Regions from separate parts of the Homo sapiens genome. Here region 1 is linked to region 2. Evidence: chromatin contacts called from ENCODE Hi-C or POLR2A ChIA-PET data. All regions are on one chromosome and are shown on one strand. Each heading gives the region's core, a stretch centred on a gene start or an enhancer-like site at or near the end of the contact. The rest is flanking DNA. Distances are from core to core; before and after follow the strand shown.

Evidence for each region. Hi-C counts contacts between places; a loop is a spot of excess contacts on that map. ChIA-PET counts read pairs that join two places held with the same protein, here RNA polymerase II (POLR2A).
Region 1: a loop to region 2 is called in a map of HepG2, with 36 times the contacts of the local background. The contact joins the enhancer-like site here to the promoter of RPGRIP1 in region 2. A Hi-C loop is called at or near these places in 1 of 168 maps with a recorded cell type or tissue (HepG2). POLR2A ChIA-PET finds 5 or more read pairs at or near these places in 1 of 52 experiments (activated B cell).

The regions. Positions count from the first base shown.
Region 1 is chr14:23,540,339-23,547,406 of GRCh38, forward strand. All of the region lies in intron 1 of ZFHX2 (zinc finger homeobox 2), which reads right to left. It also overlaps a transcript of THTPA not described here. Among named protein-coding and RNA genes, the nearest start is that of ZFHX2, 7.9 kb to the right of the region's middle. RefSeq lists an enhancer at 4,975-5,599. Within about 2 kb of position 4,398, at least 3 of the 41 ENCODE cell types and tissues checked have a DNase peak (open chromatin) inside an H3K27ac peak, as active enhancers do.
Region 2 is chr14:21,278,772-21,286,131 of GRCh38, forward strand. RPGRIP1 (RPGR interacting protein 1) reads left to right here and starts at 1,312. Exons shown (of 25, transcript NM_020366.4): 1 at 1,312-1,388.

The DNA.
Region 1 (7,068 bases), core at 3,148-5,647, 2.3 Mb after region 2:
TTTCCCTTAGAGTCAATTTTAGGACCTTTTTTTAAAAATTCCTCTCTTAAATTGTTGCCTCAGGCATTGCACCCTTCCATACTCACTGTCCTCGCCTTCCTCCCCTTTTTGTCTCAACCTGTTGATTACAAGAGGAGGTGACCATGGAGAGAAGGGGAAGAGAAACAGGAAGGATGAGATGTGTGTACCCCTAGTATGGAGGATTGTTTGGTATAAACAGCAAATAAACTATAACTAGATGAGCTCTATTTTTTAGGGCAATGGAAGAACATGGGCTTTGGATCCACACACAGAGAGCCAGGTTCAATCCTTGCTCCATCACTCACTAGCTGTGCAACTCTGGGAAATTACGTATTGAGCCTTAGTCTCCTTATCTGGGAAAATGGGAATAATGATATTTTCCTTACTCAGTTGTGAAGACCAGATAGGTAACGTGTAAAGTGCATTTGCTGGGTGTTCAATGAGGGTAGTTCTTTTCCTTCTCTCTTTCCTGTCTCCCGTCACAGAGTGGAGCATGGTGTTTGCACAGAGGCTGACAGCTTTCCTTCTGTTCACCCCTTTTTCTTTTTTCTCTCTTTTTTTTTTGAGACAGAGTCTCGCTCTGTCACCCAGGGTGGAGTGCAATGGTGTGATCTCAGCTCACTGCAACCTCCACCTCCCAGGTTCAAGTGATTCTCCCTGCCATAGCCTCCCGAGTAGCTGGGATTACAGGTGCATGCCACCAGGCCTGGCTAATTTTTGTATTTCAGTAGAGACGGGGTTTCACCATGTTGGCCAGGCTGGTCTCGAACTCCTGACCTCAGGTGATCCACCTGCCTTGGCCTCCCCAAGTGCTGGGATTACAGGTGTGAGCCACTGCGCCCGGCCTCTGTTCACCCCTTTCTTGACCAAGACTCATCCTCTAATCTCTGCCCTTTTCAACTGAGGGCAGAATCTTAGATGGACAGGATTTTTTTTTTTTTTTTTTGAGACGGAGTTTCGCTCTTGTTGCCCAGGCTGGAGTACAATGGTGCGATCTTGGCTCACTGCAAACTCCACCCCTGGGTTCAAGCGATTCTCCTGCCTCAGCCTCCCAAGTAGCTGAGACTATAGGCAGGCTCCACCACGCCCAGCTAATTTTGTATTTTTAGTACAGACAGAGCTTCTCCATGTTGGTCAGGCTGGTCTCAAACTCCCAACCTCAGGTGATCTGCCCACCTCGCCCTCCCAAAGTGCTGGGATTACAGGCCTGAGCCACCACACCCGGCCAGGATTTAAATCTAGTCTACTCAGCCATAGAGTTCACTTCTTAGCCCTCTTGATTGCTGGGTCTAGAGAGACCCATTATTCCAGAGCAAAGAGTAGAAATTGTGCCCAGGCTCACATTTGGACAGAAGCAGCTAATAAGTGGATCAAAACTATTCTGGCCTTTCCCTGCATGTCTTCTTTTTTTCTTTTTTCCAAAGATCCTTTCCAAGTCATCCCTGCATTTAAAACTATCATTCTATCATCTCTAAATCTTACCTTCTATATTTAAAAAGAAAACAAACAGTACTTTGATTCTTCCCTTTTAATTCTACCTATCTCTTCTAGACCCTTCCCCTTTTATAAATATTTAAGGAGAGCTTACTTTGTGCAAATAAGTTTTGTCCAAAAGAGAGAGAAAGAACGAGTATGGCAGGGAATGAGACAAGCAGGAAAAGGAGTGTTGTAAAGGGCAAAGAAAGATCGCTAAGGCAGAGAAGAGGAGGGAGGAAGAAGGGAAGGAGAGAGGGAGAGGTAAGGAAGTGAAGAGGAAGATGAAGCTAGGTCTTGATTTGCATATATTGAATCTTTTCCAGGCCTCCCAGCTCTGGCACCAGATTGGGATGGTGGCCTGTCCCCAGTGAGAAGGAGGTGGCAAGGAGGCTGTCTCTTGCACTTTGCAAGATGCTTAAGGTGGGCATGAGTAGATTGGGTGAGGTGTGAGGAGAAAAGGGTAGGCTCAGGAAGAAGATGGGGGTGGTAGGGAGCAGACAGGAGGAGAAGGGAAGCGGTAGGCTGAAACCACACACGTTCACATTTGCATGGATTTGCTGAGGTGTGCTGCAGAGTGTCTGCTACTGATGGGGGTGGGTGTCCAGGAGAGGAGGCATCTCCCTTGATGACTTGGAAAGTGTTGGATGTGTTAGGACAGCAGTGTGGAGCTGCTCTGCTGCACAGATCTATGTGATTTTATAGTACACTGGAGAGACTCACATCCTGCTAGATGTGGTTCTCTCGTTCTACATACCACAGGCTTAGACAACCACGAACCAGCTCGGAACCCTTCTTCTGTATGAGCACTCAGGGAGTTGTCCCCTTAAATTCAGAATCAGGATCCTATCTGATCCTTGCATGGGGGACCGCTGAAGAATTTGGTCTCCCAGAACTTGGTAGGAAAACATTCTTTTTTTTTTTTGGAGATGGTGTCTCTGTTGCCAGGCTGAAGTGCAGTGGTGTGATCTCAGCTCACGGCAATCTCTGTCTCCTGGGTTCAAGCAATTCCCCTGCCTCAGCCTCCCGAGTAGCTGGGATTACAGGCGCGTACCACCACAAGCAGCTAATTTTTTGTATTTTAGTAGAGACAGGGTTTCACCATGTTGTCCAGGATGGTCTCTATCTCCTGACTACCTGACCCGCCCACCTTGGCCTGGGATTACAGGCGTGAGCCACTGCGCCCGGCTGGAAGGAAAACATTCTGAGTGACCGTGTATGTAAATAAGTCTTTCTGGTTATTTTATTCTGTGAACCTGTGTGATGTAATGACTGCATTTAAATAGTATTACAACAAAAACTAATTGTAATAATAGTAAATAGCTAACATCTTTAAATGTTTGCCATGGGCCAGGCACCGTGCTAGGCCCTCGGCAAGTATCACATCACCTAATCCTCCACTTCAATCTGATGCAATAGATGTAGCTATTCATTCCTATTTTACAAACATGGAGACTGATTTAGATGGGTTAAGTAATTTTTAAGATCTCCTGCTTAAAAAGAAGTAGAGTTGAGATTGGAACTCAGGTAGCCTGATGTCAGTACCTCTGCTCTTGGGTTAATTTGTAAGCTTCTGAACTCTGGCTGGTATGCATTTTGAATGAGGTCTTTTGAGTCTGATTGTATTACTCTGTGTGTCACCTTGAGCATATGTGCTATCATGTTCCGCCTGAAGGTGCTAGATGGCTGTCTTCCATTTGGTTTGTTTCTTAGTATAAGATGGACCAGAAGAGGAGCACTGCTTTGCGCAACTCCAGGGTGCGTCATTCACACTGCAGTCCATGCAGGGGCACTGGCCATGCCCTGTGTGAAGGAAGGGAAGGAGCGGGAGGGAGGGAGTGGGAACAGGAGGGAAGGGATAGATAATGGCGGGTAGTGTTCTTTGAATGATATGTGTACCCATTTGTGACAACATCTCTTAAAGTTGAAGGTCTACACATGTGTATCCATATTAGCATATGAACTTCATCAGACAAGCACTCTCCCTCCAACAGAGGGAGACCCTGTCTCAAAAAACAAAAAAAAATAGCCTTTAGAGTCAGACAGACCTGGAATCAAATTCTAGTTCTGTTTCTTAATATGTAAATGACCTCAGGTAAGTTGCGTAAAGTCTCAATTTAGTCTCTTCATATAGAGAATGGGGCAGGCCGGGCACGCGCCTATAATTCCAGCACTTTGGGAGGCCGAGGTGGGTGGATCATTGGAGGTCAGGAGCTTGAGACCAGCCTGGCCAACACGGTGAAACCCTGTCTCTACTAAAAATACAAAAAAAATGAGCCGGGCGTGGTGGCATGCACCTGTAATCCCAGCTACTCAGGAGGCTGAGGCAGAAGAATCGCTTGAACCCGGGAAGCAGAGGTTGTAGTGAGCCGAGATTGCACCACTGCACTCCAGCCTGGGTGACAGAGTGAGACCCTGTCTAAAAACAAACACATCAGAAACAGAAAACAGAAAAAAAAAAAAAAAAAGGGAATGGGGAACTCATGGAGTTGAGTCCATTGAGAGGATCATCATTGAGATTGGCACTTTGGGTGTATCAATAAATGGAAATGGAATAATTATTCATCCATATGCCTTATTTCCTGTGTTGGGGTATGTGTATGTTGTTTTTTGATTGTATGTGGGGCAGCTGGTAACCTGGCTGTAGCCCTGTCCCAGTACTTCTTTGGGGTTGGTGAAGGTGCTTGTTCTCCCTGGCTGGATTTTCCCAGGCCCTCCATGTACACGTGTGTGGGCCCTGTGCTTCCCTTTCAGTAGTAGGGTATCCTGTTCAGTGTGTTGCTGTGAGCCCGTATGTGGTTGGCCCGGCTGGCGCGGGCGTGTTTAGGGTGGTGGTAATTACTGGGATGGCCCAGCCCTAATGAGTGTGATCTCGTTACACTCTCGCTGCCTCTAATGGCGCTAACCTCATTTCACAGCCATTAGAGATGGAGATGAGGCCCCGCCCACTGGCCCTGCCAGCTGCAGCTTTTGCAGCCCTGGCCACGTTCTTTCCCTCCGGCTCGCCATTTCTCCATTCCACTTCTCCTTCTCCCACCTTTTTTTTCTGCTCCTCCTACCAGGTTTCCCTTTCCTGTCCCCCATTGTTCTTTTCCCTGGCCGTTTTTCTGCACCCCTCTCCTCTTTCATTCTCCTTTCATGTCTCCCTTCCCGCTTCTCTCTTCGATTCTGGGCTCCTCTTCTCTTCACTCATCACCCTCCCTTTTTTCTCCTCTAGTCAATTTGTCCTCCACATTGCCATTTCTCCATCCTCTTTTCCTTCCCTCTCCCCCGCCCTTCACGGCTCCAGTTCCTCCCCTCCCCCACATTGCCCTGTCTGGCCAAAGGACAAATCTCAAGGGGAAACCAGCAAAGACAAACAAGGAGCAGTGACTTCATTATCGTCGTTAATTTGCCACTTCAGTTCCTCCCATAAGGGTCAAAGCCAGCACTGCTTGAACTCAGGACTGACACGCAGGCCGAGACCATGGCCTGGCTTTTCAGCCCTACTTCTTACACAACCACTCGTCCGCCCTCCTCAGCTGTCTTCATTTCCCTGCGGAGGGGTCAGGCTTCCTGTTTGCTCTCCAATTTCTTAGTCCTCACAGCCTACTGCACTCCTTCCTTTCTCATTTAAATTGTGGCCATCTCTCTGTGCTCTCTCCCATCTCCAAGTCATGGGTTTTTCACCTTTGACTCCTATCTCTGTCATACTCTCTCCCAACTTCTCCCTGCCTAATCTTTCCAGAACCTCTTTCTCATCCTTCCCTGGCCTTCTCTCTAATTTCAAGTGCACTTCTTTCCCTAAAGCAGCAGGATTTATCTGTAGGTTTGTGGAAACCACATAGCCTGAAGAAGCTGGAGATGAGAAGAAAGGCATCTGTGGCCCAAGCAGACCACTGATACAGAACACAGAGATGGCTGGGGGGAAATGCAGACAACTGTGATGGAGGCAAGAGAAGCAGCAAAATCTAGACCCATGCCCATGGCCCAGGAATAAAGAAGACAGAGGCTTGAGATTAGGGAAAGAAAAGGGCATCACAAAACAAGGAATGAAAAATCTGAGGATGGAAATGGCGTTTACCCCATCAGGTCCTCGGGGAAACACAATCTAACACTCTTGGCCCACCCTCTGCCCTCCTTCACTGAGAAGCCAAATGACTGGTAATTGACTCTTGACCTCTAGCCCAAGCCCAGCCCCAAAGGGAGAGGTCCAGGGCAGTTAGCTATGACTGGAGGAGGCACTAGGGAAATGTGCATACATGAAGTTAAATTCCTGCCTACACCCATTCTGCCCCACTGACTTTGCACATCAACGTGCTCCACAGGACCAGACTCTCCATGCATAAACTGCTCTGCAGAGAGGTCTTGCACACCCTGGAACATTCATGTCTTTCTGATTGCACAGGCCCCTGTGCATGCGACATTCCAGTTGATGGTCCTGCTGGGAATTCCAAGGCCTGAACTTTAGCTTTGATGTAATCCTGTGTTCCTGCCAAATACAGAAAGAGGGCTCCTGTTCTCTCATTAGACTTTGGGGTAAAAAATGCTGAGGGGTGCTGAGCATCTCAGTAGAAATTAGAAAAATATATCTTCCTCCAGGTGTATGCAGCCCCCATGCCAGTGGTACAGCTTGGTGACAGGACTGTGGGTGGACCTCAGCCCTGTCACCCCTTAACAACTGCACATGAGGACCCTGGTCTCTGGACTAGTTCCTACATGAGGAAGCCACTGAGAGCCCATGGGATTACCCTACGGGGCTGGAAGTTACTTCTAAATCTTTCACCCCTGCCTTGCCAGCCTGGGGAGGAGGGATGGGCAGGCAGTTCCCTAGGACTTTCCCCAGAGAGGCAAGGGGCTCTGGGAAAGTGGGTGGTGGGCTGACCGAGCTTAGTGTGAGGAGCTCGAGAAGAAAGATGGAAAAATCAATGAAATGAGTTTCTAACGGTGAGGTAAAGGACCACTGTGTCGACAGCCTGTCGCTTGCTGCAAAATATGAGCTGCCCAACTCCGTGGCGGTGGCTGACAGTGCAACAGCCACCACTGTCCTTCCTTCAGGCCCCCCGCCCACCAGCCCCTTCTTTAGCTGCCCTGGCCTTGCTTATTATAGCCAGACTGTCCTCCAGCACTCCCAGCTCTCTCCCCTGTCTTCTTTTGTAGATTTCTCAACCCATTCAGGGGCTTTTTGGCCCTTCACCTCGTGATTCCTGATTGGGTGCATGTTTGTTTTCTATAGCTTCTGTGTATTTAGACCTCCTCTTTCTGCAGATTTTGCTCTGAGAGTTGTGGTGAGTTTTACATCTCTTGCCTCCCCCTCTTCTAGATACCTCTGGAGTCTTTCAACAATGGAGAGTCAGATGTCAAGGCCATCCCTCACAGGGTTCTTTACATCAAGATCTGGGCAGCAGTAACTTCTCCCTCCTTTGGCCTTTTGGCCCACATGGCCAATGCTGCCTTCGTTGTATTAATAATTACCTGGCTTGGGATAGGTGTTTAGAATGGGTCTGGTATTGATTTATGAACTCCTTATTTGCGGCCATTGTATATATACGGTTATGACCAATTCAATTGTAGTTTCATGATTGGGAATGGGGT
Region 2 (7,360 bases), core at 62-2,561:
TTAGAGGAAGTCACATGGGGCCCATTAACTATGTGTTCATCCTCCTGGAAATCCCCGAACCTCATGCCAATAACCAGAATGGAGCTTTCTCAATGCACCCATTCAGTGCATTAAAGAGAGGATTTAGGCCAGTCGTGGTGGCTCAGGCCTGTAATCCCAGCACTTTGGGAGGCCAAGGTAGGTGGATCACCTGAGGTCGGGAGTTCGAGACCAGCCTGACCAACATGGAGAAACCTTGTCTCTAGTAAAAATACAAAATTAGCTGGGCGTGGTGGCGCATGCCTGTAATCCCAGCTACTCAGGAGGCTGAGGCAGGAGAATTGCTTGAACCCGGGAGGCAGAGGTTGCAGTGAGCCGAGATCGCACCATTGCACTCCTGCCTAGGTAACAAGAGCGAAACTGCATCTCAAAATAAATAAATAAATAAAGAGGATTTTATGTAACAATTGAGACCGTATTCCACTTAATATATAATATGAATGCAGTGACCAGCCTTGCAGAATTTTTAAGAACATTTAATTTTCTTATATCAAATCCTATTGCTTCATAATTACATCCCAAAGTTTGGTTTCAAAACGGTGGTCACGGTGAAATGGAAGATATACATTCTCTTACTCGAAAGCACTGGCACATGTGGACTGAATAGGCATGTTGATCCCACCAACGGTGCAGTGTTTGTTCTCTTCAAAGGGATCTCAGGGCTTCAGAACAACTCCCACTGTTGTTGCCCTTCAGATAAAGATTTAAAGAATATCGGCCGGGCGCGGTGGCTCAAGCCTGTAATCCCAGCACTTTGGGAGGCCAAGGCGGGCAGATCACCTGAGGTCAGGAGTTCGAGACCAGCCTCAACATTGAGAAACTCCATCTCTACTAAAAATACAAAGTGAGCTGGCTGTGGTGGTGCATGCCTGTAATCCCAGCTACTCGGGAGGCTGAGGCAGGAGAATTGCTTGAACCTGGGAGGCAGAGGTTGCGGTGAGCCGAGATCGCGCCATTGCACTCCAGCCTGGGCAACAAGAGTGAAACTCTGTCTCAAAATAAATAAATAAATAAATAAAAGATTTAAAGATCATCCTCTGAATACCAACAAATTTCTTTTAATCTCAAATCCCGCAAATGTGTTCTCAGCTTTAGTTTTAGTTGAGAAGTGGATCTGTTAAGGACCCTTTAAGCTGCTCTTTCTCCAAGTCAAACATGCATAGAGAAAAAGCACAGCCTTCACACACTCTGATCTACAAAGAGTTAACATCTTAAAAGCTAAACAGAACTGGATTAGCTCCTCTTTTAACAAGCCAGAAGGACAAGCTTATTGGAACCTAGAGTACTAAAGGACACCAGAACATTGAGAGAAAAGAATTAGCGACAGCTATCTGGAGCAAGCAAGAACTGTAAGTTTCTATCTGATGCATATTTATAGTTTCCTATGTCTTCCCTAGGGGTGTTTTTGAGAAGAATGAAATAAGTTTATTCTTTTTTTTTTTTTTTTTTTTGAGACAGAGTCTTACTCTGTCGCCCAGGCTGGAGTGCACCGGCACTATCTCTGCTCACTGCAACCTCTGCCTCCCAGGTTCAAGCGATTCTCCTGCCTCAGCCTCCCAAGTAGCTGGGGACTACAGGCATGCGCCACCATTGCCCGGCTAATTTTTGTGTTTTTAGTAGAGACGGGGTTTCACCATGTTTGCCAGGCTGGTCTTGAACTCCTGACCTCAGGTGATTCACCCGCCTCGGCCTCCCAAAGTGCTGGGATTACTGGCATGAGCCACCGCGCCTGGCCTGGTTTATTCATTTTCTATTGTACCACCAGTCTCCCAGGCATCCAGCACAACATTACCAAGTCATCTTTAATCCTGTCACCCTCTTAACTCTATCTCACGTCCAACCAGTTGTCACATCTTTTGATTCTCCTTCCTCAGTGTCTTCATGATCCATCCTATTCTTCCATCCCCCACCCCCCTCCTTCCCTAGTTCAAGACTTCTTGCCTGAACTATAGCAATATCCTCTTAACACTGTTCTCTCCCCAATTTCCAAATCACTAATAGTAGATGAATCTTCCTAATGCTCTTCCATAGCTCTAATTATATTGCTCTTTTGCTCAGAAATGTATCCACTATCTGCAGAATGAATAAAACTCCTTTTCAAATTAATTAATTTTTAATTGACAATTTGAAATTGTATATATTTATTGTGTAAAATTTGTTGCTTTGAAATATATATATAGAGAGAGTGGAAAATGGCTACCTTGGGCTTTTCTTTTTTTTTTTTTTGAGACAGAATCTCTCTCTCTCGTGAGGCTGGAGTGCAGTGGCTCAATCTCGGCTCACTGCAACCTCTGCCTCCTGGGTTCAAACAATTCTCCTGCCTCAACCTCCCGAGTAGCTGGGACTACAGGTGCGCACCACCATGCCCAGCTAATTTTTGCATTTTTAGTAGAGACAGGGTTTTACCATGTTGGCCACGGCCAGGATGGTCTTGATCTCTTGATCTTGTGATCTGCCCGCCTTGGCCTCCCAAAGTGCTGGGATTACGGGCGTGAGCCACCACACCTGCCCAATCTTGGGCTAATTAAAATATGTATTACCTCATATGCTCATCAATTTTTTGTGTTTGATGAGAACACTTAAAAATCTACTCTTGGCCCAGGCGTGTTGGCTCACACCTGTAATCTCAGCATTTTGGGAGGCTGAGGCGGGTGGATCACTTGAGATCAGGAGTTCAAGACCAGTCTGGCCAACATGGCAAAACCCTGTCTCTACTAAGAATAGAAAAATTAGCTGGGCGTGGCGGCTTGCGCCTGTAATTGCAGCTGCCTGGGGGGCTGAGACATGAGAATTGCTTGAACCCTGGAGGCAGAGGTTGCAGTGAGGCGAGAGCATACCGCTGTACTCCAGCCTGGGCAACAGAGTGAGACCTTGTCTCAAAAAAAAAAAAAATAAATAATAATAATAATAATAATAATAATAATAATCAGAGTAAGGGGAACTGGCTACAAAATTTTAAATGCTTGCCCAGTGATACAGAGTGTAAAAAAGAAAAAAAAGAAGTCTGGGCAGGGTGGCTCATGCCTGTAATCCCAGCACGTTGGGAGACCGAGGCTGGCGGATCCCAAGGTCCGGAGTTCGAGACCAGCCTGGCCAAAATTGTGAAATCTTGTCTCTACTAAAAAATACAAAAAATTAGCTGGGCATGGTGGCAGGTGCCTGTAATCCCAGCTACTCTGGAGGCTGAGACAGGAGAATCGCTTGAACCCGGGAAGCGGAGGTTGCAGTAAACTGAGATTGCAACATTGCACTCCAGCCCAGGCAACAATGTGATACTCTGTCTCGAAAAAAGAGGAAAAGAAAATTTTAATTGCTGATGTCATCAAGCTGGCTTTATACGTCTATCCATCTATCACTAGTAAAGGGTTCTTCACCCTCACTAACCTATACTTGTCCAAGTGCACTGCAATTCTGAATATCACTGCAAGGAAATTTTTTTTTTTTTAAGACGGAGTCTTGCTCTGTCACCCGGCTGGAGTGCAGTGGCGTGATCTCACCTCACTGCAATCTCTGCCTCCCAGGTTCAAGCAATTCCCCTGCCTCAGCCTCCTGAGTACCTGGGACTACAGGCACGCACCACCATGCCTGGCTAATTTTTTTGTATTTTAGTAGAGACGGGGTTTCACTATGTTGACCAGGATGGTCTCGATCTCCTGACCTCATGATCAGCCCGCCTCAGCCTCCCATAGTGCTGGGATTACAGGCGTGAGCCACCACGCCGGGTGGAAGTTTCTTCAGTCTTTCATCCTGTTGAGTTCAAAACAATTGATAAACCCTTTTAGAATCTACATTCCATTTTTTTTTTTTTTTTTTTTTTGAGACAGAGTCTCGCTCTGTCTCCCAGGCTGGAGTGCAGTGGCGTGATCTCGGCTCACAGCAAGCTCCGCCTCCCAGGTTCACGCCATTCTCCTGCCTCAGCCTCCCCAGTAGCTGGGACTACAGGCGCGTGCCACCACACCCGGCTAATTTTTTGTATTTTGTAGTAGAGATGGAGTTTCACCACGTTAGCCAGGATAGTCTTGATCTCCTGACCTTGTGATCCACCCATCTCGGCCTCCCAAAGTGCTGGGATTACAGGCGTGAGCCACTGTGCCCGGCCTACATTCCACTTTTTCATTCCTGAGAAATTAAATCTGGCCACTGGATGTTCAACACGCCTTCACTGACAGTCTCAACTGGCTTTTCTTCTCTAGCATTCCAATAAACTCCATTTCATTCTTAGAGCTTCTGTGACTTCAGTTTTAATGATACTTTTCAATTGCTCCATAGTGCCATATAGCATTGGTGGTGCGTCAATGTGCTCTGGGCCCAGATATTAAGAACAACAGCATCCCTTCTACTACAGCTCCATTTTTGCAAATGGCTTCAGGTCCAGAGGACCAAGCTTATGATGCAGTCACCTTTCCTTTTCCTTCACATTACTTTTCTACAGTAGGAAACTAGGAAGGTGGGTGACTAAGTAAACCTGTAGATGCTACTCTATTTATTTTATTTATTATTATTATTTTTTGAGAAGCTGTCTCACACTGTCGCCCAGGCTGGAGTGCAATGGTGTAATCTTGGCTCACTGCAATCTCCGCCTCCTGTGCTCAAGCGATTCTCCTGCTTCAGCCTCCAGAGCAGCTGGGACTACAGGCATGAGCCACTACACCCAGCTAATTTTTGTATTTTTAGTAGAAATGGGGTTTCGCCATGTTAGCCAGGCTGGTCTCAAACTCCTGACCTTGTGATCTGCCCGCCTCGGCCTCCCAAAGTGCTGGGATTACAGGCATGAGCCACTGTGCCCAGCCCCTATATATGGTACTTCAAATGGAGATTTACTTGTAAACTAAATGCAGATTTACTTTTTTTTTTTTTTTAGACAGAGTCTCACTCTGCTTTGCCCAGGCTGGAGTGGAGTGCAGTGGCACGATCTTGGCTCACTGCAATCTCCACCTGCCGGGTTGAAGCGATTCTCCTGCCTCAGCCTCCCGAGTAGCCGGATTACAGGCGCCTGTCACCATGCCCAGCTAACTTTTGTCATGTGGCTGGGCTAGTCTCGAACTCCTGGCCGCAGGTGATCCATCCGCCTCAGCCTCCCAAAGTGTTGGGATTATAAACGTGAGCCACCGTGCCTGGCCTGAGATTTACTTGTAATCCTAGGTCTAACATGCGAAAGTACTTAAACTTTGGGGTGATTATTCAGCTTTCTTAAAATAGGCATGCTATGAAATCTGTATAGATCTATTTAAGACTATGACATTGGAAAGATGCTCTCCATTTATTGTGATTTTTAAAAATGAAATGTTACAGAACAGAGTATGAATTATCCAATTCAAGTTAAATTGCCCGGAAAGCAGATCAATACAATGTTTACATTTTCTCTAGGTGATAGAATTTCTCCATTATACTTTTTGCTTTCTTCTTTATATTTCTCTGTTTGTTCAAAATAAGCTTCTGAACACCCTTCTCCAGTTGACAAGTCAAGCTAGCTTCAACAAAAAGGGAGAATTTGTTGTATAGGGCACAAGACTCTACTATAGAACCTAAAGGTAGGAACAGAGCCAGACAGTGGCATTTATGGAAATAGGGAAAGACTGGGAAACAATCAGACTGGTAAGAGAAATTACAATTCCTCTTTGGGAAAGGTGAGTTTCAGTTGTCTAGTATGTTTACTAGGGGAAACATTTGAAAGGGGAAATGTTTAAAAAGAATTTGTACAAATCTGAAAGTCAAGGCTGGAGAACTAAATTTTTTTTTTTTTTTTTTTTGAAGATGGAATCTCTCTCTTGTCACCCAGGCTGGAGTACAGTGGCACGATCTCTGCTCACTGCATCCTCCGCCTCCCGGGTTCAAACTATTCTCCTGCTTTAGACTCCTGAGTAACTGGGATCACTCTGTCGTGGCACATGTCACCGCGCCCAGCAAATTTTTGTATGTTTAGTAGAGACAGGGTTTCACCATGTTGGCCAAGCTGGTCTTGAACTCCTGACCTCAGATGATTTGCCCGCCTCAGCCTCCCAAAGTACTGCGAATACAGGCGTGAACCACTGCTCCCAGCTGAGACATAAATTTTGGAGACAAAACTGGAAAAGACTGGAATCAAGAACAGAATGCTTTAAGAACTTTTTGACTCACTTCAGTCCCTCAGTGTCATTCTCTCTCTTGTTCGTTCATTCTACTTTTCATACATTCGGTGTTTATTTGTTGAGTACCTGCTATGTGCCAATAACTGTTCGGGTACTGCATCTATAGAGGTAAACAAGATAAACCATTTTTCTGCCTTCAAAGTCACTATGTTTTAGTGAGAGGGGACAGACAATAAACTAGTATAAATAAATGAAGGTAGTTTCTGTGTATAGTAAATGTCACAAGGGAAATAAACAGGGTGAGGTGACAGAGTATAAGACTGGTAAGAGAAGGGGAAGTGCTCAGTTCAGCTACCAAAGTCAGAGAAAGGCCTCCTGGCAAATGAAAAGATGCTTGAGAGACCAAAGGATCAGATGGAGTCAGCCAAATAAAGAGCAAGAAGGAGGCCAGGTGCAGTGGCTCAAGCCTGTAATCCCAGCACTTTGGGAGGCCAAGGCAGGCAGATCACAAGATCAGGAGATCAAGACCATCTTGGCTAACATGGTGAGACCCCGTCTCTACTAAAAACACAAAAAATTAGCCGGGCATGGTGGCACGTGCCTGTAGTCCGAGCTACTCAGGAGGCTGAGGCAGGAGAATCACTTGAACTCGGGAGGTGGAGGTTACAGTGAGCTGAGATCGCGCCACTGCACTCCAGCCTGGGTGACAGAGTGAGACTCCATCTCCAAAAAAAAAAAAAAGAGCAAGAAAGAGCTTGATGGTTGGGAGAGCAAAGAGAGGGCAAGTGGTGAGGAGTGTTGTGAGCTAGAGGAAGGAAGGTACAAGGTGTGATTGGAGGAATAAGAAGCGGATCAGCTGAGGTTGGGCTTTACAGGCCCTGGAAAAAAAGTGTAAATTTTACTTTAAGTGTAATGAAAAGCCATTTGGAGACTTTTGGCAAAGAAATGTTATGAACTGGGTTGTTTTATACAGGTCACTCTGGGTGTTTCAGGCAGAAATAAGGGAGGATGGGAGAGGAAAATGGGGAGAGCATTAAAAAATGTGGTAGTTGAGGAAAGAGACACAGATCACTTGAATTTTAGTGGCGGAGACAGGCTAATATATGTTGTTTTTGTCTGTGTTTGTTTTTTAGACAGTTTTGCTCTTGTTGCCCAGGCTGGAGTGCAATGGCACAATTTCAGCTCACTGCAACCTCCGCCTTCCAGGTTCAAGCAATTCTCCTGCCTCAGCCTCCTGAGTAGCTGCGATTAAA